Linked DNA regions of Homo sapiens: regions 1 and 2 are each linked to region 3. Evidence: chromatin loops called from intact Hi-C (ENCODE). Cell type or tissue: mammary epithelial cell. All regions are shown on one strand.

What was found. Hi-C counts contacts between places; a loop is a spot of excess contacts. Peaks named below come from ENCODE experiments on the same cell type or tissue, not always from the same donor. Only the 100,000 strongest peaks of a DNase experiment are listed, where the experiment ranks them.
Region 1: a loop joins it to region 3, with 8 times the contacts of the local background. A loop is called at or near these places in 6 of 110 quality-filtered maps.
Region 2: a loop joins it to region 3, with 4 times the contacts of the local background. A loop is called at or near these places in 13 of 110 quality-filtered maps.

The regions. Positions count from the first base shown.
Region 1 is chr5:53,062,974-53,070,973 of GRCh38, reverse strand. It overlaps ITGA2 (integrin subunit alpha 2), which reads right to left. Exons shown (of 30, transcript NM_002203.4): 14 at 5,859-6,062; 15 at 4,997-5,133; 16 at 3,717-3,856; 17 at 714-865. Among named protein-coding and RNA genes, the nearest start is that of MOCS2, 43 kb to the left of the region's middle. In mammary epithelial cell, no CTCF peak of the experiment used is centred here; no DNase peak of the experiment used is centred here.
Region 2 is chr5:53,031,146-53,039,145 of GRCh38, reverse strand. The region is part of intron 2 of ITGA2 (integrin subunit alpha 2); the gene reads right to left. LOC124900974 (a long non-coding RNA gene) reads left to right here and starts at 3,378. Exons shown (of 2, transcript XR_007058767.1): 1 at 3,378-3,508. In mammary epithelial cell, a CTCF peak has its summit at 3,208; DNase peaks (open chromatin) are centred at 755, 1,565, 2,835 and 7,185; H3K27ac peaks cover 6,858 bases.
Region 3 is chr5:52,944,242-52,952,241 of GRCh38, reverse strand. It overlaps ITGA1 (integrin subunit alpha 1), which reads right to left. Exons shown (of 29, transcript NM_181501.2): 27 at 7,207-7,299; 28 at 4,781-4,897. It overlaps ITGA2-AS1 (ITGA2 antisense RNA 1), which reads left to right. Exons shown (of 4, transcript NR_186583.1): 3 at 3,335-3,417. Among named protein-coding and RNA genes, the nearest start is that of ITGA2, 41 kb to the left of the region's middle. In mammary epithelial cell, a CTCF peak has its summit at 3,563; DNase peaks (open chromatin) are centred at 1,351 and 3,571; H3K4me3 peaks cover 505 bases; H3K27ac peaks cover 3,894 bases.

The sequences.
Region 1 (8,000 bases), 120 kb before region 3:
CAAAAGTTTCCCTGGCAGTTCTTTCGCACCTTAAATTCTGAGAACTGTATTCTAAGAAAGTACTTAAATATCCTTTTAAAAAAGTGATTTCCTGAGTAAATTATCCTTTCAAATGCCATTATGTGGTTTCCAAGGTGGAAATATTCACATCATTTATAAAATAAATTTCCGGCTGGAAGTTTTCTCCTGAAAAGCATTTTTCTCACTTGGGAAATTTTCAAAATCCATGTTAAATACAGTAATTACAGCATACGATTAGAACAAATAATTGTTATCTCATAATCTACTATATTTCATCTATGTTAACTTAAATCTAATAGTAGAAACCACAATTGGAGTTATTTTTCAGTAGCTGAACAATAAATAAAATTTTTCCCTGATAGGAAAATATCAAAATAACATTTATTGCCAATGGAAAGTTCTCTCTGTTAAACATTTAAGAAAACACTGTATCTATGATTTCTTTAAGAATTGTATTTTTAGCCCTTTCATTGCAATTCTAAATGAAATTTGATGTTGCTGACTTATATAATAGATTGTGACCATAAATATTAGCATAAAGTAAATATGCTTCTTATTTATGGAATTACATAAGAAAGGCATTCATTGGAAGGGTGAGCATTTTCTAACTCATAAGCTTCCATTTTTGACTTTTACCACTCTCTCGTCTTTAGGAAGAAATAAAGTCAAAAGGGATGTTCCTGAGGCCTTACCTGTATATAAATGATGTGCTCGGGGCAACTCTGTGCTTGATTTACTACCATATTCTTCTGCAGGCACCTTTCATTGTTTTCTTTAAATAACCCCCTGGAGGTTACTCTGGATGAAAATCCATCTGCATCAAGTGTGATGTTATATACAATGGCTATGATAAAAAAAATCATAAAGAAATGTTATTTCAAATCAACTTATAGGAAAAAGCATCTTTGCTTTATTGTGTCTTCTTGGACAAAGTATCTCACATCAAGAAAATATGGAAATAGTCTTCATATTGGTGGCTTGTGAACCATAGCTAGCACCACAAAGCATTTGTCATTCTAGCTCTGATGTGACGTAGGTGACTGTGCATACAAAGAAATGTGATTCAGAGAAATGTGGCTGGGAGCAGTGGAAAGGAAACTAGACTTGCCGCCAGGAAACCTACTGTGATGAACCTGGGCAAATTGCTCACTCCCACAAGCACGGGTTTCATTACTCATAACACGGAGACACAGAATGGAAAGGAACAGTTGCTGAGCGCCTGCAACTGGACACATTCTCATGTATGCCATACAAGTTTTACAATGAATCTGGAAAGTGAATTTTATTATCTTATTTTTCAAATAATGTACTAGAATAAGTGATGTAAAATAATTCACCTAAGTTCACATGGCTAGTCAGAAGTAAAAGTTGGGTATTTTTGAAATAAGAGCTCATATTCTTTCTGCTTCCATCCAGTTGTAAGAATTAATTGTTATTGTGAAGATTAACTGAGATACTCTAAGGGAACATGGACAGTGCTTGACCTATTCTAGATGCTCACATAGGGAAATGCATGCAACACTGCAGCAATAAAGTCTCAGTCAGGCAGACTTGGTTTGAATCCTAATTCTGCTGTTTATGAGCTCTGTGACTTGGGGCAATTTACTTACCCTCTTTGAACCTCTGTTTCCTAATACCAACTCATGAAAAAAAATTATGTGATAATAACTGATGTCAGTAGCCGATGTCTAAACTATCAGAATTATTACCTTCAACTAAAGTCCACTGGCCGTGTGTCCAAAATTGAGAGAGAACACCTGGTGCCATTCACAGCATCAGCTGCCTTATTGCCTTATTTGGGGTTATTCTATCTTACTTTATTATTTTCAATATTTTAAAGGTTGTATATACTTCCCAAAACATGAATTCTACATGTTACCTTGAAAAAAATCTATCATATATGTTGTACAATTTTTCTTGCTCCAGTGACTTAACAATGCCAACAAAGATAGATAAAATATTAAAGAATTAAATAAACTAAAAATAAGTTGTGAAGATGATGTAAAGGAAAAACAATGGCAAGGAGGTGAGTGCAGTTAGGACAAAGTTAGTCCACATTATAATGCTTTTCCTTTTTTTTTCAAGCAGCTTTATAAAAATGATACATCGCTTCATGGGCTATGTTATTAATCTTAAAGTGAAGTGTGCACCTGATGCAATAAATGATAGAAACCATATGCTTTATAAATTCACTTTCCACAGTTGTGAAGATGGGATTCACGTCTTACATACTATTATTGCCAAGCAATGAAGTGACAAATGAGCTCACAATCATTTCACTTGGCTTGTCTTTGTGGACCTGAAGGCATCAGGAAAAAAGATTTAAAGGGAAAGATGCCCAATAGTAAGAAAGGCCAGAAACCCTCGGCAGCCTGTGGATGGGAAGGAAATTCTCTGAAAGTAGAATTTTTGAGTGTGCATCACCATAAGGGTTGAAGTATAGTCAAAAAGGGAAGATACATGAGACACCTCTATGCTTCGGGGCCAGAAGAGCTGACCAGTTTGCTGTTTCTGCCAAATAATATATTTCCCAAGTTAACCTATTAGGCAGACTAGCCACAATGTTTATGCAGCAACGGTTTTTGACTTAACTATCATGTGTGCTCAGTTAGATGTGCTACATGGCAGGTCAAGTGACATATGCTACTCAAAATTGGGTCAATCTTTGAACATCTGCATGGAAAACTTCCAAATGGATATGAAAAGTAGGAAAATATGGAAAGCATGTTAAGATTTGAATCTAATTTTGCTTTGTGTTCTCATCTTATTTGTATCTTGGTATGAATTATGGCAAATAACCTGCTTCTGTATTTTCAGCTTTAAGTTAATATGTTTGTCACTTAATTGAATTCCTATAGGAACTACAAGTTCTGAAGTTTAAAGCCAAATTCTGACGGAATGGGAATTGGGACCCATGAAGCAGCAGTTAATGAAAGAAGGTAGCTTTGAATCAAGTGTTAAATTGCAAGCTATGCATTGAGCATGGTGAGATAATTGGGGCAGAAGAGATGAAGGTGAGATAGTGTGCTTAGAAAAAGCTTTGAAGAGGAGGCAGGACCTCTGCCAGGCCTTGAAAGACAACTTGGCCAGCCCAAGAGAAAAGACAACAATTCCTGCTGATGCTTGCCCACAATGATTTCCTCATCCTTCCCCATCTGATGAGACATAATTCAGACTTTTACTCATTTCTCTGTATTATTTAGAACATTTAAAACACTGGGTAAAAGTTATATATTGCTTTTCATGTTTTCTTTCATTATTTCATGTTTATTAATTCCTCAACGACAGGAAAAATACTTGATACTTTTACTGAACCTGTCCTATATAGATCATGGCATAGCCAACATGATATAGTCATTTGAGTGGCAGTTCAGCATAATCTGTGTATGCTCAAGGTTTTAAGTAAGAGAAATGGAGGTAAGAGAAACTCAAAGGATGGAAGCAGGAGGGCCCTTGGTTATGTCATAGAGATTACAACTTTCTGCAGCAGAACCTTCTAGAGATGTGGAAGGAAGATCTAAACAAATCTTCCATGACTAGTGAACCATTCTCGGGCATCTCCAGTGTAAGGAAACTTAAGTGTCTATAACTAAAACCCTTATTTCTCTTGGCCTACAAACCAAAATATGTTATATTCAGGACTAAAACTCTGTAAGCCAACCAATTTCTATACAGATTATTTCAGATCTACGCACCCACTTGATTGTTTTGCTTAGTAGGTCTGAACTTTGCACTGAAGCAGAGTTTGAGAATTATCTGAGCATTCTTGTTGACCAAAGTGATTTTTTCTGGTGTGAATGAAGCTTCTATAGCTACATCAGCAATACTTTGTGACCTAAAAGACATAAAGAGTAACAGATGGATGGATGTTATTACTGAGCACACGTATTATATCCTTTATCATAGAGGACCCAGTACCAGCATTACTGAATTTTTCTCTCTACTCTCTATCAAAGCACTTTAGCAGTAGTATATATTTGAAAGCTCTAAGATGGCAGACAGAGATAATTTTTTTTTTAATTTGTGACTGCATCACTAACACAATACATGTTTAACATATTAGTTATTTATTATACTTTAGGTTCTGGGATATGTGTATTTACTCTTGATATGCTACTCTGAAATGATTTTAACTGATTTATTCAGTAAATATATTTTCTTGTTTTTTTAAAGTCTTAAGTATTATTCTTGAGTTTTATTTTTTCCACATAAAAGTTTCATTCTGCAATAAAAATAATGTACTTCATTCTTTAAAAGCACAAGTGAGATTTGTAAATAGTATCATTAAACTCAGAAATAAAAAATAATCAATGAATATTATTTTTCTGTTCTTCAAATATTTGTACATTTAAAGCACATTTTTTGACAGAGACAAATGAATGGAGATTCTTGATTGAATAAACAACTTCTTTCTGATTCTATTCCCTTGCCGGCCCAATATACTTATTTTTGACCTTGAATCACATGACCTTCACACTGTTCTCTCTGAATCTTCAACTCCTGTGGAGGTCAATGAGAGGTCAGCTAAACCTAAATAATGGCTTATTGTTTATGACTAATAATTTTAAAATATACCATTCAGTCACATAGAAGTTACACTTTACTTGTGTGGTCTGAATTTTCAGTATTTTTGAATGCACTCTCATGAGGTTTCCCTTCTGTATGCTGAGATAAGGCTATTTATAGGAAGATAACATTCAGAAATAGCCTGGATACCATTTCCAGAACTTTATGTTTTCTATGTACTGTTTTACTCACCATATGAGGAGAGAACTATATTTCTAATGGTAAGCAAATATATCTATTTTTCCTACTTGGAAAAACACATTTATTCCTTTGTGCAAACTATGATACATCGATTCCCTATAGTCTTATAGAATGCATGTGGCATTTCTATAATACCAGTACAGACATCTGTTCTGCTTTCTTAGCAGGTAATTTTTAGTTAGTTTGTGTCTGGCTCTTCCTGACTCACCAGAGTTGAACCACTTGTCCAAAGGCACCAATAGACACATCGGTGATGGAATCCCCATTTAAATCTCCATAGCCATCCAAGGACCTCCCAAAGTACTGGAGATGGCTCCTAAAGGCTCCATCGGATCCCAAGATTTTCTAAAAGAGCAGGTTTGACACGAAATTATAGTACACAACAGCTGAACCAGAAAATGGCAGCCTCTGAATTTCATTATTATATTTTCTATATAGTAATGTCCCAGATTGTGTTTATTCTCTACAAATTCTAAAGATTCATTTTTTAATCACATCTTATTATCTGATCTCTGCATCACTCTTACAGCCACATTTTCATCGAAGGGACAGCATAAATCTTTAATAAAAAATCATAAACCAGTGAAAAGATCAGTGGACTTGGAGCAAATTGATGCAAGTTCAGGTACAGGGTTAATTTCCTAGTTCTTTTCCTTCCAGTCTTACTCCAAAATTGGCTGCTCAGTGAGGCCTCATTAGTCACCCCTTCAACCACCTGATACTCCTATTGCTGAAATTTTATTTCCTATTTTAGTTTCATTTGCTTTTTTAAAAATTCCTTTATTACTATCTGGAATACTTTATCTTATCTACTTCTTTCTTTTTATTTGTCTCCTCCAATATAATATAAGGCACACAAAGATCAGAATTGTGTCTGTCCTGTTCTTATAGCATCCCCAGACTCTAGAACAGTGCTTGGGCACACAGTAGAGGCTCACTTTATATTTGCTGAGTGAAAGAATGAAGTTACAAAATAAGGCGGACGGATTGCATGGTTTACATGACGCTTTCTATGTCTAATATGATAAGACCCACAAATACATACATCACCATAACAGCTCATGGATTACCTGGGAATACTTTGTGCGGATAGTGCCCTGATGACCATTGTAAATGTATACAGCTCCAGAATTCTGATTTTCTAGTGGTGAACCAACAATCACATCATTAAAGCCATCCATGTTGATGTCTGAAAGAGCTGCAATTGCTGAACCAAATCGAGTGTTTTCAATGCCCTCGGGGCCTTCAAGAAATTGGTGCTGACCCAAAATGCCCTTGCAAAGGGGAAACAAAAGGATGATTAAAGCAAACCTTACAACTTGTATAATTAAAATTCAGAGCAGCTGGGTGTGGTGGCTCATGCCTGTAATCCCAAAGACTCCAGAGGCTGAGGCAGAAGGACTACTTGAAGCCAGGTATTTGAGACCTGCTTGAGCAATAGTGAGACCTTGTCTCTATAAAACATTTTTGTAAAAAGTTAGCCAGGAGTGGTGGCACACAGCTGTAGTCCTAGCTCTCAGGAGGCTGAAGTGGGAGGATTGCTTGAGCCTAGGAATTAGAGGCTGCAGTGAGCTATGATCACACCAGTGCACTACAGCCTGGGTGACAGAGCAAGTCCCCATCTATTTAAAAAAGTGAAAGAAATATGATAAAATAAAAAAGAAAATAAAATTCAGAGCAATCGATGACCAAACTAATTTTTTAATATTAAAAATGGATAGAATTTTAAACCTGAACTATTTATGATCAGAATTATAAATAAGAATTTCAGTAAGGTCATAAATATCTGCTCATAAACCAAGGTCAAAGGAGATAATTCTCTTTACTGTAGCTGAACAGCATCCATTTCTTGGTCTCATTTTCCTCTCAATAATACGATCTTCATCTATTTCCAACCTTTTGATTTAAAATTTTTCTGGTGAAAATTACTAATATCTTGAATGAAATTAAAGCAGACACAGAACAAAATAAAACACAATATCTTAATTTAGGCTTTCTGTAAAAATTACCAAATAGTGACATAATTATAGTGGTACAGGAAGTAGAAAATGAGATTGTTAATATCTCCATTATTAAAAACATTAAATAATTCTGTGCAAAGGAAAAGACGTTTCCTTGTAAAACACAGTTTTTTTCTTCAATTTTATGATCAAGTATGGAAATATTTCATGACTTCACAAGAAAGCAATGTTTCTCAACCATGAAACTGGGTCAGTGTTCTTTCTCCTCTAATATAATCTTATACAAATTTTTACTGCGTTTGACACGGTATTAAAAGATCTGTTCATTTTCAACAATTAATGATAATTCAGTATATCTCACAAGTAAGAAATATTTAAAGAAGGGGGGATTTGTCAGTTTTTCAACAAGTAACTAGGTCCAGCCTTTGTTGATACTCAATTACACATTCTTTATATGTATAATTGCTTTAGAATTGTTTTAATTAATTACTTCTGTTAAAAGATTAATTTTTACATAAATATCAATAAATCAGGTGGTACAAAATATCACAATACTTAAACATAGTATTTACTATTTTAACATCAGCTTCTCCTTTTCTTATATACTAAGGAGCATATAATTTTCTATGTCAATCTGTGCCTTTAATTTGGTTTTCTTTTTTTATTTCATGGAGTTCACTACACTTATATACATGGATTTAGAGAGTTCAGTCCACAAATTGGAAAAATTATGCTTTGCCATGTTAATGTATGGTGTTTTTTTGTGGAAGGACTTGAAACTTCAAGAGTTGGATACATGCCTAAATGTTACACTAAGCAATGACACTTCCTGACAAACTAATGTAGGAAGCATCTGAGATCACAAGGAATTTACAAAGTGCTTGGTAAAACTTCTGTTTTTCACTGTCAACTGATAACAAGAAAGCATTGCCCTGTTATTGTTGTCTTTATCGCAAAAAATTACATGTGATACTAGAGAAATACACAAATGTTTGTGTGTGTGCATATTTCAATAAACGATGTGCACTTATAATGGCTTTATTTGCATAAGAGACTATATATTCAAAGACCTCTCATGGAAAATGGCAGTACACTATACATTCAACTCTAGTTTTTCCTGTTAATGTGATTTTTAAAATCATAACTTAATGGGGACATCCTCAAAAATGATGAAATGTAAACCATACTATCTGTGCAAATTATCATTCAATAATAATAAATTTTTCTTTCCAAATGCAAGTTAAATTACCA
Region 2 (8,000 bases), 87 kb before region 3:
AGATTATCTAATTTCATCTGCAGAAGAAGCCAGAAATTATTATTATTATTTTTGAGATGGTCTCGTCTTTTGTCACTCAGGCTGGAGTGCAGTGGCATGATCTTGGCTCACTGTAACCTCCACTTCCTGGGTTCAAGTAATTCTCCTGCCTCAGCCTCCTGAATAGCTGGGATTATAGACATGTACCACTATGCCCAGCTATCTTTTGCACTTTTTTAATAGAGATGGCATTTCATCATGTTGGCCAGGCTGGTCTGGAACTCCTGACTTCAAGTGATCCACCCTCCTTGGCCTCCTAAAACACTGGGATTACTGGTGTGAGCCACTGTGCCTGGCCACCGGGGATGATCTTATCCCCATTTTACACTTCATTTTACAGATGGAATCACTGAGACACAGATTGATGAGTGACTTGCTCATGTTCCCATGGCTAGTGAAAACCAAGTGCGGAAGCCCAGGTTCTTAACGCTTAGGCTAGTGTCCTTCCTCTTAGCTGCAGGAAGTCCTGGCAGAGGGCCCAGATTGGGAAAATGATCTTAGCAGATGAGGTGGGTTCTAGAACTAGCATGGATTAGAAACCAGACACAGGGAGTCAGGCCACACTTATGTGAAGGGGTGTGTGGCTGTGTGATATATGAAGGGGCTGCAGACTGGACACGAAGCACAGCTGTCCTGGGAGGGTACATCCATACTGTGGGGCCTAGGCTACACTGTTCTCAATGGCAGGTAGGAACAAGGCATGTTCAGACAACACCAAATACAAACCCAATGACAGGTAGGAACAGGGTATGTTCAGACAATACCAAATGCAAATACCAAATTCAGGTGATTCTATTATGCACATTTCCAACCATCCTCACCACAGCCCGAGAGAGGCTTGCTGAGAAACAACAGAGAAGTGTGTCTGATCTAAAATTTAACTGTTTTTTTTTTTTTTTATCAGAGCCTCTGGTAGCAAAGCTGCAACAACTAGCTATTTTCTTCCTGAGAAGACTGTTTGGTTTTTTTCTCTCAACTAAGCACTCCCTGGACACTCTCCCTGTCACCTCCTACCACCTTTTCTAAGAATTCAGGATTTGATAACCTTGCAGCACAGGAGGGGTCATAACATCATGACCACCTCTGTGAAAACTGCAGCTCTTCTAATTTAATCAGAAAGAAGAGAAAAGTAAGCATCTGTGCAGTTGTGTGGCACTTAACAAGAAGGATGTGGAAGCACTTGAAATTCCCTAAAAGATACATGCAAATACATCTCTGACAGTATTATGCTATCTTAAACTCTTAACACAAGGCAATAGAAAATAGTGGAAAACCAGACCACTTTGGTAACTCTTGAAGAACAAGGGTTTCCTCATCATATATGACTCATTTCTTAAATATTGTGAACCACATTAATAAGTAGGCTACAGGTCATGTTGGTGACTACAGAGAAGTCACTGACCTTTGCTTACCTTCTTTATTAGAAACATTTCCAGCAGACTCTCCTCCTCATTCACACCCTAAGGCCTCGGTGAAATCCTAGTTCCTGACAACTCACCCTCATAAGAAGAGGCTAGGACATCACCAAGAGGCTATTCCAAGAAAATTGTGGCATTCTTAAATTAATCAGACAGGAAGATGAGGGAGGCTGTTATATTTCTCTATGAAATTTTACGTGCAGGAAGAGACACACCAAGAGAAACTGTTACCAAGGTGGGAAATTGGATATGTTGGTGAGTATACCTGTTGAAGTATGGCGAAACCTCTTTGAAGTAATGGATTTAATTTAATCCCAACCAGACAAAAGAGTTGCATGAACAGGCATGTGTGCTGATTCTCAAAACAAAACAAAATCCCAAGATATAAACTTTTCTTTTCCTCCAGTGAAACTGGGAATTCTTCCAAGACTACTTTAAATAACACTTACTGTTCAATTATCTTGTGGGAAAATAGTGATTATGTAGACTTTCAAAACACAGCCAATTTGCCTACCTCCAGTGGAATTCAAAATACTTTGTTTAGTTAGCAAGCAGTATTTATGGTGGTGTAGGTAGGACAGTTTTAAACCCACAATCTAGGGGCTGTTATAAATATCTTCCTTTGGTCTGTGAGTCTGTAAATTCTCCAAGTGTTTTCTTCAATACTAGAGATTTTACCAGAGATTACTGACAGAGATGTACTTAAAATAGTAGGGCAAAACATTTTGTTTTATTCAATTTTATAACAAATGTTTATTGGGCTCTTGGGGACTGAAATGGTACACAACCCCAGGGGACACCATTCCTTGAATGGTGTGTCCAGGCCTTGTGCAGTATACAATCTGTGAGTCTATACGTGGTGGCCAGACCTATTATGTACCAGACCTCATTCTAGGTACTGAGGATATACTAGTGAATAAATCAGTAAAAAAGTTTCTAGCCTGAGGAGCTTACATTCTAGTGGGAGAAAATAGACAGTAAATGTAATAAGTAAGTAAACCATATAGTGGTAGTGATCAGTGCTTTGGGAGAAAAATAAGCAGGCTGGAGTTAGGAGTGTGGGGTGGAGAGCAGTATAATCTTCATCGGAATGGTCAGGGAAGGCCTCACTGAGAAGGTAATATTTAAGTAAAAACTTGAAGAAGGTTAAAGAGTAAACCTTAAGACTCTAGTGGCAGAATAGTCTAGGCTGCGGGAACAGCAAATGCAAAAGCCCTGTGGCTGGAACAGAATGAGTGAGGGGGATAGTGGAAGGAGATGGTAGTCCTACTGGTAATGATAGATCATGTAGTGACTTGTACGTAATGATTAATAGAAGGCCTCAGCTTTCCAGCTGAGGGAAATGAGAATGCCATTGGAGGGTTTTGAGTACAGCATGATGTGATCTGACATATTGTAGAAGAATTTTGAAGGCCACACTGTTGGGAATCATTGTATTGAAGCACAGGTGAGTCATGTAAAGTACTTAGAAGACAACTGCAATCATCCAGGCAACAGATGATGGAGTGCTCATACAGGGCTGGCAGAAGGGAAAGTGGTAAGAGGTGGTCTTGTTTTAGATAGAGTGTGATGGTAGGGGCAGCAGGACTTCTTGAGGAGTTGGTCTTTCAATGAATGAATGAATGAATGAATGAATGAATGAATACGAGTCAAAGACAGCCTAAAGGTGTTTGGCTGAGAAGCTAAAAGAAACTAGTCACTACCATCAGATTAAAGGGGATGCTGTCAGTAGAGCAAGATTTTGCGATAGGGGGAGCTCAAGAGTTCACTGTGAGATATTTTAAGTTTGAGAGGTCTATGAGCCATCCAAGGGGATATTTTACTTTGGATTAGAAACTTATTGTATCTACATGCACGTAAAAATTTTCCAAGTCTATAGTATATAAATATAAATATTGTTTCTTATATTGTTTAGTTCCAGGCCACGGACAACACAAGGTGCTTGGTGAGCTCTAAATGGTACCTGCTTTCTGCTGGTAAACATAAAATGAATTTGTGATGGAAAGAATTCACCCGTGAAGGCTGCCCGTCTCTGGGAAGAAGGAAGACAGGTAAAAAGAGTCATTTCATTTTTTAGGTTTTATTTGGAAATACTGCTATCATAAATTTAATAGTTAAATTCTTTGGCATATATTGAAAGGCAATTTTAGTATTTAGGCCTCATTATGCTGCCTCAGACTTCTTAGGCTTCCACATTGTCTCCTCAGTTAGCGGGATGGCTAGATCCTCAGCATCTTTCCGTTTCACGATAAAGAGTCCACTGACTTCACTATTGCTAAAACATCTTAAGCTTACTGTTCTGTCTCATAAAAATTCCAGAAATTGGCTTTGGCACTAGAAGAAATATAATCAATAAAAACTAATTATGTTACTTCCTCTCATCCGACATGCAGTTTTCTTGAATTTAAAATCAAAAGCTAAAATACTAACCCTAAAGCCTTGTGATGATACAAATTCCTGTTCTTGGCTATTGGAGGGAGAGAGGGGGATAATTTTAAGACCATCACATTTTGCAAATCAAAGCTCATGAGCTAGTACCTTTCAACTAGGTGCTTTGGCAGATGGTTGTTTCATCAATGATAAAAACTGGAATAGCAACATTTGTAAACTGCTTTATAGCTCATAAAGCATTTTTTATGTGCATTATCTCCTTTGATCCTTATAAACACTCTGTGAGGTCAAGTGTATAACTATTTATGTTTTCATTTAAAGAAACTGACTTCAAGGGTCTAAGTGAAAGCAAAACCTATATATCTGCACCCCTGCCCTTTTGCTCAAAATTGCTGGTTCTTTTTACCATATTAAGTTCCCTTAGAACTCTTCTAGAGAAGCACTGTTTGCTTTCCCATCATATGGGGCACAGCAAGTTAATAAATAGTTGCCACTTGTGCCACTTAGCATTCCCCAGATCCTTCTTTAGATGGAGTTAGATGGATGTAAATGTCTTAGACAACTAGATACTAGGAAGGTGTGTGTGTAAGTCCCAGTCACCTTTGTAAATGAACTTTATTCCAGAAACAGATATTCACACATTACCACAGAGGAAAGCTTAAAATTATAAGACTTGTTGGTGAGGCATGGAGGATTTTTATAGATCATTAAAGCACAGCAGACATTCTGGAGCAACATATCTCTCCCACGTGCAAGTCACAAACAATGGGTGTGTATGTATTCATGTGTTTGTAGGTGCACACACAAACTTGTATCCAGAGTGAAGGAACGAAGAAGCAAATCAGGAGATATTTAAAGTGTCCTTCCTACTATAGATTTTTTTTTTTTTTGAGTTGGAGTCTCACTGTTGCCCCGGCTGGAGTGCAGTGACGTGATCTTGGCTCACTGCAACCTCCGCCTCTTGGGGGGTTGTCATTGTTGAGATGAGACATGCCACTTTGGATACCTGTATTAATAGTGCTGAGGATGGCTTAATTGTACAGCAATAGCATAATAAGTATTTATAAAATTTTTAACAGTAAGTATTTAAAGTTAAAATAAAAGTGTAAGAATATATTACAGTTGGATTTCTAATGTCTTTATAGAATCAAACACTGGACTAAGTTATGAGTAAAAAATAAAATTGAATGGAAGAAGAAAAGGAATATTTATGTTATGAATTTAAAATAAAAGGAGGGCCAGGCTCGGTGGCTCACGCCTGTAATCCCAGCACTTTGGGAGGCTGAGATGGGATCACTTGAGGCCAGGAGTTCGAGATCAGCCTGGCCAACACGGTGAAACCTCGTGTCTACTAAAAATATAAAAAATTAGCCAGGCATGGTGGTGGGCGCTTGTAGTTTCAGCTACTTGGGAGGCTGAGGGAGGAGAATGGCATGAACCCAGGAGGCGGAGCTTGCAGTGAGCCGAGATTGCCCTACTGCACTCCATCCTGGGCAAAAGAGTGAGACTCCGTCTCAAAAAAAAAAAAAAAAATTAGCCTAGTATGGTGGCACATGCCTATAATTCCAGCTATTCAGGAGGCTGAGGCATGAGAATCACTTGAACCCAGGAGGCAGAGGTTGCAGTGAGCCAAAATTGAGCCACTGCATTCCAGCCTTGGTGACAGACTGAGACTCTGTCTCAAATTAATTAATTAATTAATTAATTTAATTAAATAAGATATAAGCAAACTCTGTGAATAAATGAAGTTGGCATGTTAAATGGCACTGCCAGGACAACCTAATGGTAAGAGACTTTTATCTTTGAAAGAGATATAAAGGATGATAATTGGCTAATATTTAAAAGGCTATATCATAAAAGACAAAGACATGATTATTTTGGAAAGAGGATTGGAATAGAATAGCATTCTTGGCCAAGAAGAAGAAATGGACTTCATGAAGCTAATCCAATATGCATGGAAGCTCATCCATGACAGATGAGAATTGGTTGAGGGGATAGGAAGAGGTAGGGAGGACCCAGTTTTTTTTTTGAGATGGAATCTCCCTCTGTTGCCAAGGCTAGACTGCAGTGGTATGATCTCAGCTCACTGCAACATCTGCCTCCCAGGTTCAAGTGATTCTCCTGCCTCAGCCTCCCAAGGAGCTGGGATTACAGGTGCCTGCCACCACGCCCTGCTAATTTTTTATGGTTTTGGTAGAGATGGGGTTTCACCATGTTAGCCAGACTGGTCTCGAACTCCTGACCTCAAGTGATCCGCCCGCCTTGGCCTCCCAAAGTGCTGGAATTACAGGCATGAGCCACCGAGCCCAGCCCTGAAGTGCTTTACTTTTATTCTCACACAAGGTGCTCATAACATTCCAGTTTGATAAGGATGGCATACTTTCTGCTCCAGAGAAGTTGTGTGACTTTCCCAAAGTCACCCAGGGAGTGGTGGGGAAGCTGAGGGTAAAACCCTTGTGCTCCGGCTCCTGAGTATATTCATACAAGAAATTCCTGTCTATGATAGGATGAAAAGATGGATGGTAACTATCATCTTTGCCCAGGAAACAGCTGATGGTAAAGCCAATGATGCTAACATTGGAAATTCTCTAACAGAATTTTTCATTCAAGATTCTGAAAGTTTCTCTTACTTCATAAAGTTTATGTTAAAATAAAATTTAAATATTATTTATAAATGCCAACTACATCCTGTCACTCTCCTTCTTGGATACTTACAAAAATATGTACGTTTGGAACATTTTGTCTCATTTTGCATTAGCTTCCCCTATCTTTATTAATTATCAGCTCTGTAATCTTAGGTTAATTACTTAACATTTCTGAGTCACACTCCTCTCATTTGTAAAGGGGGTAATAATTTTGCAAAGCTCCTAGAGTAATTATGGGTATTACATGTTTGGCAAGGAAAGAGTACTCAATAAATACCAGGTGGTGTTATTATCAAAGTATCACGTGACATAATCTTTGATGTCTGTTATAGAATTAAACTTTTTTTTTTATTTAAAGTTCTCCTATAGGCACATCTGTGGATGACAATGCTATATTCATAACACATGTAGAGCTTTATTAAAGTTTTTCTCAATTAAAAAGTTAAAACTATAAGCTCATATATAGGTGGATTTTTTTTATTTTTATTTTTTGCTATGACACTTGTTCTTTCTATTTCTCCTCTCTCTTTAAGGAAAAAGAATGCACTAGTCCTTGTTAGAATGAAAGACATTTCTACAACTGGAAATACCCTAATTCCCAGTCAGTCCTCATCACACAGAGAGATTGCAGTTCTCTCTGGTTTTTGAGTCACATAATGAGCTCAGATTGTTCTTGCAACAGGCCTTCAGATTAGACAAACAGAAAGAGTGCATATCACCACAAACTCCAGGAAATGATTTTAAACATATCTCAATCCTTTGTAGATTGTTTGTGATAAGAATTGCATCATCCACATTGGAACATCCTGTGTGTGAAGTGAGGGCTCTGAAGCGGGATGGCCCTCCGCCTACACCGAAAAGAGAACAGACCACAGCCTTACTTACAGCCAGAGGGCTGCCCAGGTACTCTACTTGGGAGGTCAGCTTGTTTTAAAATTATCCCGCTCACTTGAGACTGTTAAAAAGGCTCCAGAATTATCAAAGCCATGTCACCACTGTTTCTAGAGTTGAAGTTCATAGTGCAATGAAAGTCTCATAAATGAAACTAGCAAAAGAGTTAAGATTATTTTGTTAAAATCTGGTAGATCCTGATGTAAATATGCCCATAAATTCTTAGAAAACATGGCACACATGACAGAGCTAAAATTGTACTTTAAAAATAACAGAGTGTGATTTAAGAATACTCAGACTAGAGCCTTCAGTGAGTTGTCTGAGGGAAAGGAGTGAAGTCAGGACTTAGATAGAAAGATTACAAAGAAAGTCAAAGTAAGCAGAGGAAAAAGATACCAAAATGACAGCTTCAGAATAAGCAGTAAGGGAATAAAGAAAACAAAGTTGTGTGTGTGTGCATGTATTACATGATAAATCCATGGAAAAAGAACTCGCAATTTGCTAAAGGAATAATTCATGGTCATACCAATTTCTGTGTCCAAAACTAACTTGATTAGTATCAGAAGGAAAGTCAATGTTTAAACAGTCCTTCCCACATCTGCTACTTCCATAATGC
Region 3 (8,000 bases):
AAAATGACATTTATTAAATTGCTGTTTCTTTTTTTTTCTTTTCTTTTTTTTTTTTGAGACAGTCTCACTCTGTCACCAGGCTGGAGTGCAGTGGCGTGATCTCCGCTCACTGCAACCTCCGCCACCCGGGTTCAAGTGATTCTCCTGCCTCAGCCTCCTGGGTAGCTGGGACTACAGGCATGCACCACCATGCCCAGCTAATTTTTGTATTTTCAGTAGAGACGGGGTTTCACCATGTTGGCCAGGATGGTCTCTATCTCTTGACCTCATGATCTGCCTGCCTCGGCCTCCCAAAGTGCTGGGATTACAGGCGTGAGCCATCGCGCCGGGCCGCGGTTTCATTTTTAATATTTTCATTGGTTAAATACACCATGACCCCTAGTAAAATATAGTATACACATTGAACTAATTAAAAGCTTCTGGGAAAATATTTTGGGAGACAAACTGCAATTAGCTAGCATTGTCTCTTCTTTGCCATCATCTTTTTTTTCAGGGATGTGGCAGAGAAATTTCCATCAAATGATCGATGACCATAAGTTGAGGTCATTAGAGATGGTAGGGAATCTGACAGGTATATTATGGCTAGGGCGTTAGGGAGATTTCTGAGTTGTCTGTATTAACTTTAAATGCATCAGGACGTCTGCTTATATAGATTTGATATAAAAAGCCTCTTGAAAACACACTATATCATTTGGAAATAAAAAATGAAGTTGTTGACCATAAGAAAAATTTCACATCGTGGTGGATGGTGAGCCATATTTCATTATGCTTTGCAATTTGGGGCATCATAAAAAGTTATAAGTGCTGCAATTGTTTCCCATCCTATAGAATAACAAAACTAAGTATGGGGGATAGAAGGGATCTTTGCAATTATCTAACCTAAAATGCTTATTTTTAAAAAAAGAAAATTAAGGGTCATAGGTAAGTGATTTTTCAAATTTGTATATATTTTTTAAATTTGAGAGGGGGCTATAATAGATCGAGCAAAGGCAATGAGTTAATTCTTTAAAAGTGTGGCACCTCTACATCATTTTAATCACGAAATTATGGCAAATTATGCCAGGGAACTATGTGTTTATAAAATAATTATTAAACAACTGAGGGCTTAGAGGGGATAAACCCTCAAAAATATGCACTTTTAGGTTGGAAAATTTTTATTCAGGGCTCATGTCTTCTATTATGCCATCATCTAGTTGGTGGTAGATGAAGAAAAGGCGGTAACGGAACAAATACACATGAAAACAATAAGTTTTTCTTCCCCAAATGCCAGCTCTCCTACACGTCTCAGGCTTTTTCATATGAGCCAAGTATAAAAGTTCCAGATTCACAAACCATTAGGCTTCTTAACTTGTGCCTGCATGTCCTGAGTCAAAAATAAACAGACAAGGCTTTCACAAAAGCAGGTGGTGGATTCTAAGACTTTTTCTCCTTCCCACTCTGCTTTGCTTCTGATCTCTCACAGCTCTTTTTGCTTCTTTACAATGCTCCTTGGCTTCTACACATTAAATGTTCTATTTTAAAATAACTTCTGTTATCTAAGCACTCCACCCAACCAATTAACATGGGTTTTTAAGAGAAGTTGAGTGGCAAAGAGTGGAGATTAGGAGAAAATAGTTTATAGCTTCAAGATGGACTGGGCCAATCCTAGCCCAAATTTGAAACCAATAGAGTTTGTTTTCAGCCCCAACACTTTCTTTGCAGCACTGGCTTTCATTTTTTCCTTCCTGTGTTTGCTTCATGATCCCTTGTTCAAAACCCTATGGCAAAGGCTCTAATGAGGTGATAACTGTCAGAAAAGTAAGTGCTTAATGAATATAACATGGAATAATTGCTGAATGAATAAATTCATACTAATGTATAAAAGACTAAAAAGTGGTGAGACACCAGTCCCCATCCACACCCACCCAGAACATGTATATTGGATGAAGAATAAAGCTTTAGGATTAATAAATAAATCATCAGTTGAGGAACTTCAGGCATCATTATGACATCAAGTTAGGAGAGAGGAATGTTCTGAGTCTCTCATGGCTCCTGGTGTGCTGGCATCTCCCCCGGCATGTGGTACCACAGTTCAGGACAAGTTTCTCCACCTATTTAAACCTACGTCCCCTACAAGATTCCTCCCATCAATCATGAAGTGTATTAAGCAGCTACTAACACTTTGTCAAGCTTTAATTTTTGCCATGTGTATGATGAAGACAAAGATATAAAGACTGTGTCTTTTGAAAGTGAATCTCTGCTCTAAGAGAAACTTTTGGCCTGTCTCTTACACAGAGACTCAGACTTGGGAGTTCCAATGAACTCCAAACTGGTGGGATTCAGGAAAGGAAGGAAGAAGGGATAGTCCTGAGGTGTCTGATCCAGATCTAGTTAGAATAAAAAAGATGTCTGGGATAAGAGTAGCTCTTCTGAACCTACTGCAACTGAACTCATGCTTCAGGCAGCTTCCAACAGAACTTTAAAGTAGGGGGAAGTGGGATTAGCCTTCTTGATATAATGGAACTACCGAAAGTCTGAATCCAACCAGGGACCCTCATTCCAAAACCAAAGACAGTATTATGTGTTTAAGAGAGTTCATGACTCTCTTGAACAAAACCCAACTCCTGGAGCTCCAGAGTAAAGAGCCCTACCCTATAGCCTGCAGCAGTAGGATATATTGGAAAAAGAAAGAGCTCTGTAGATCATTCCTTGAATCCAGTCATTTACTAGCTAGTAATCATGGGAGAGTCACTTTACCTCCCTTTGCTTTAATGTCCTCAGGTGTAAAATGTAGTTAAAATACTTGGTCGAAAAGATTGTTGCAAGGACACCAGAGTGAATGGAAGCAAGAGAGAACACAGAGTGATAATAGTCAGTGGTTTTGGCACAGAATTCAGATCCTTACTCTGAATCTCACTATGTGTCTTTGGGAAATATACTTAAATTTTATGTTCTTCACTTAAAAGAGGAGGTTCATACGACCTCATAAGGTTGATATGAGTATTAAGTGGGAATGCTTAAAGCAGAAATGTTTAAAATAGCTCCCTGCACATAGTAAGCATTCGATAAGAGCTAGTTTCTTCCCTTCTACCTTAGAATCACAGTTCTGATTGCTGGGCCTCCCAATGAAGTGGCTGAACTATTTCTACCGGGTAAGACAGCCCAAAGTTTGTCAAATGATCTTCTTTTGGGCCTGCAATAATAATAATATTAATAATAACCTAAGAAGCTGTCAGAATGTATCAACACATCATTATCTGGATGAAACAATGAGCTTAGTTTTACATTTATGCTTTTTCAGACTACTGACTGAAAAATAGGTGACTGAAATTTCCTATTTGTTTGTCTGAAACAGAGGTACAAGGCCTGAAAGAACCTATCCAAATATCAGCTCTGGTTTTCCTCTTCTCCTGCCAGCGGTGTTCTAAAACCATAGAGGTAAGTGCAGTGCTGAGAACAGAAGACTATGCTGAAAAAAATCAACAGTAACACTCTCTATTAGAGGTGCATAGAAATGAAGAAACCACTTCCTATATTTCAAGTACAACCTTGACACCAATAAGCCAGGCCTTGGGTACCACAGTGTGGCAAAGCTAGGTATTACAGAGAGAACACTGATCCCTTATAAAGTAGAAGGAAGAGCTGGACATTGGCTATAGTGGAGAATTTTGTTTGGGGAACTTTGCTAGAGAAAAGCCATGGATTCTATTTACTGAATTAAATGCCACTGACCTACATCTGGCTTTGTTCACCATCTCCTCTGAGACTAAGCCCCTCAAAAGAGGAAGTGAGTCATAGGAGAGTAAGAAAGGATAGGAACAGTTGGTATTTCAGTGGGAGAGAAACTTGCTATTTAAACTATTTGATTAAATAATTATGTTGCTCAGGTAATAGAACAATTAATATGTAGCCACAACCTATATTTTTAACATAATTTAACTATTTAACAAAACAATAGGTAAAATCTAGGGGGATATTATGCTAGAATAAATGCTTATTTGATATTTAATTGAAAAAACATTCAACTCTGTATGGGATGTTATTCTCTATTCAACTTATCCCAAAAGCTGTCATCTCAATTCTACTTAATGTGAAAATTATACAGCTGCTAAGAGTTTTAAAAATCATGTCTATTTCAGCCTAAGCAAAACATTACATAAATATCCAGAGTTACTTGACACAAAATAGGTGGTTACTCACATTTACCACAGAATTTGAAATAGGAGTCTGTGAAACTTTAAGATCTCCCCTACATCAGCTGATCCCTTATCCTCCACTCAGGCACACAATTTATTACATAAAATGTGCCATATATATTTAAACATTAAAGAATTATTTGATATTTAAGACACATGGAGATGTGATTAAAACAAGGCTTATTTTAACCTTGAATCTACTGCTTATATATCCTTAAATTGACATAGGAATTCATTTTTTCTTTCTCTATAAAAGACAGTTTTCATTGTTCTCTGTTTATAAAAGAAATACATACTTATTATAAAATTTTAATTGTTACACATGTGAAAGTCCCCTATCATACTAAACTCTAGAAAGATACTTTTGTGAATTTTTGACTATTTCTAACTTAAAATAAGTTTTTTTTCCTTTACAAAAATTGGGTCAAGTTGTGTGCAGTGTTTGAAATACGCATTTTTCTTTTTTCTTTCCCTTAGTCATCATTTCAACGTTTGTTTCATTGCTGTAATAATACTATATTACATAGTCTGAATATATCAGAGCTTATTTCTCCAGTTTGCTGTTGATGATTGAAGTAGAGAGTCAAAGGAATTTTGGTGTTTACCTTCCACAGTGCTAAAATGAGCAGCATTAACAGCAACAATCCGGCAAAAGCACTCAGCAGGATGACCCATAATGGCACTCTGCCCGGTAGCCCATCTTTGGATATTTGAATAGCAAGCTGAAAATTATTAAACAAGATTGTTAACATAATAAACACCTATTAGAACTCCTGGAACATTGAGTTCTTGCAGGCTACAATTCTCTACCAGTGCATTAATCTCGTTACTATATAATGAGAAAACATTAGATTTACATTAGAAAATGCTCTTCATCTAGTCTAAATCTCTAACTATGTCAAATTTATTATTACCAAAAGGTATTTATAATATTATCCTTCTGAAATTTATACATAAAGGGTTAAATGTCAATGGATTGGAATGCTCAAGGGGAGGAGTGAATTTCTGTTTAACTCAGGGAGAACCAAAGTATTATGTGTGTTAAAGATTAATTAGTACACTACTGTATTATCACAATAGCATTAGTTTAGATTGGAATGTCGCAGTTTGTTGTCATAAGAACCTGAGAAAGTCTCCTTATTTTATTTCTAGTGTGCATAATTTTTTGTTTATAAATTGAAAGTATAATGCATACATGTCAAGTGTATGGGTAAGTGAATGTTTGCATATGTATTCACTCCCAGTGTGCTCTTCATTATACCACAATGTTTCTTCTACTTGACTTATCACTGGGTCCACATGTATAAATCAGGTTTTAACTGAAGCAAAGCTGTAAAATGGACCGCTTTTAGTGTTCCAGCTACTCAAGCTCTCTCAGGGTGGCACTCAAACCTCAATGAAACCTATCTGCTCTGTGTCTCATCCCTGGGGGATTTGAAAAAAATTAATTTAGGGTAGATATCAATGGCTAGTAATAGTTCAAGCCCTGTATTTGCCTTTAACAGTAACACCTCAATTTCTTTACCTAGAGGGAAGATTAGGGTAGAAAAAGAAACTAACAGGGGAGAGATTTGTATATGCATGATACTAATCAAAACCTCTCAAATCACTCCAGGTAGGTGACAGAGCTGGCAAGAATGTAGACATATACAGCATCAGACCATTATGACAGTTTCTTAAAACAAAACAAAACAAAACACAGATGGGGTTTCACTATTTTGCCCAGGCTGATCTCAAACTCCTGGGCTAAAGTGATCCTTCCATCTCAGTCTCCCGAGTAGGCTGGGATGACAGACATGAGCCACTAAGCCCAGCAAGGCAGATTTTAAACATATGTAAAACAATTCCCTGAACTTACAGATATGGAAACCGGAATCTAGATAAGATCAGTGACTTTCCTCAGATCACACAATTACAAAATGATCACTTTTAGTAATTTTATCAATATAGATATAATTTTTCCTTTAGGATGAATGTAGAATAAATATTTCCAGGGGAATTTTTAACTAATATTTAGGGAAAATAAAACTCATTATAAAATTTTAACACATAAATTTAGGAATCATATGTACTTTTCCAACATAAACCATACTCAAATTTTTTAGGTTTTAGTGAAATGTTGGCTATTCTATGTAAGGAACAACTTTGCATTTTGCATTGCTTATGCTAAGCGCTCTTTATGACATAAGTAAACATTATATGCATGTATTTTCCTTTTTCTTGAAAAGCGTATACTTATCAGAAGTCATTGATATTGGAAAAATTTGAAATAAGCAATTTAAAAAGAACATCTGAAAGTTAGGGAGCTTCCAAATTGAATTTTATGATTCACATGGTGCTGTTATCCACATGGGATATTTAAAGTCTCCCATGAGAAGGGGGGAGATCATGCTGAAGTGCCTGCATGTGTAACAAGTACTTATTTTATTTTATTTTTTTAGAGATGGGGTCTTACTCCGTCACCTTGGCTTATTAATTTATAAAAAGGACAAGAGTTAAAAACTCAAACCTTTCTATTTTTACTGAGGACTCAAGTCTGAATTTGTATTAGGAAATACCATCACTTTTTTGTTTCAAATTTCTCAATGAAATTTGAAAGAAAACTTTAAAAAATGTACATGTTTTCCTGTACAGTATAAAGGCACTTTTTATAAAGAAGTTGTTTTTTGCGGCTGCTCTTCAGATATCAGCTGCATTTTATAATGTCAGCTTTTAAGGAGGAAAGTTACAACTGCATCATTTGTTATCAAAGTGAAAGTAAAAACATCCATTTACCGTGATAGTTATAAGTGATAAAGTCAAATGCGGCATGTGAATTGTAAATATCATGATTTTCCCAGTGTCTTACAAGGATGAATAAGACTAAAATCACATTTGAAGCTAATGAAGTATAATTTGAAGCAAATAGTGTCTGTCACTTACCGAGAGCAATACCAGTCACTGCTTAAGGGACTATCAACAATTATAAAACATTATGTCACAAAATTCAGAGTGAAATGCATAATGTTTTCAAAACTCATGTTGCACTTACCTCTCTTTTTTGATTGCTGCTACTTAAAACCAGAGATGCATTTTCACTCCGAAGTTCTCCCCTTATAGTAAGATTTAAGCTGGAAAAATATGACTGAAAAGCAAATAGGATTTGTTCTTAATATATGATGCTAATCAAAATGAGAGCTAGTCATGTTTGAGTAGGACATTTATAAAAGCTAAGATTTTTCTGAGAGATTAAAAATTCCAGTTTTGTTAACTTCCAAATGGAACTGGTAGTATCAAATAATAACCGTGCACTTGTCCTCCCTCATTTGCCACTGAAAATCCTTACTTAGATCCTCGTTATGGAATGAAAAAAAATTTTAAAAATATTTTGTATTGATTTATCATTAGAAAAAACAAACCTCAAACTCTGCCTACCTTTAATGTAGCAAGACATGAAACAACTACATTCTGGTGATGAAGTTTATCTAGGCACTTATTTAGGATTAAAAATGAAATTGATGATCTAGGGGGACAAGATGGCTAACTAGACACAGCCATCTCTCCCACTAAGAGATCCCAAATTATCAAGTAAATAATATAATTTGGGCAGATCTGATCTCTAGGGAGAAAACACCGCAAGTGTGTGGAGAGGCAACACAGATGCTGAGGCTGAAGAGGGAGAAGCTGGGAACCCTGCGTAGGGTACCTGAATGCTTGGGCTACTTCCTGGCCCTAAATGGCTCCTGGAGAAGGGGTGAGGGAGGGGACTGAGGGACAGCTCACTCTTGCCACAGACATCTGGGATCTAAGCTACAGAGTACCCAACATCTCCAATGGATGTGTGAG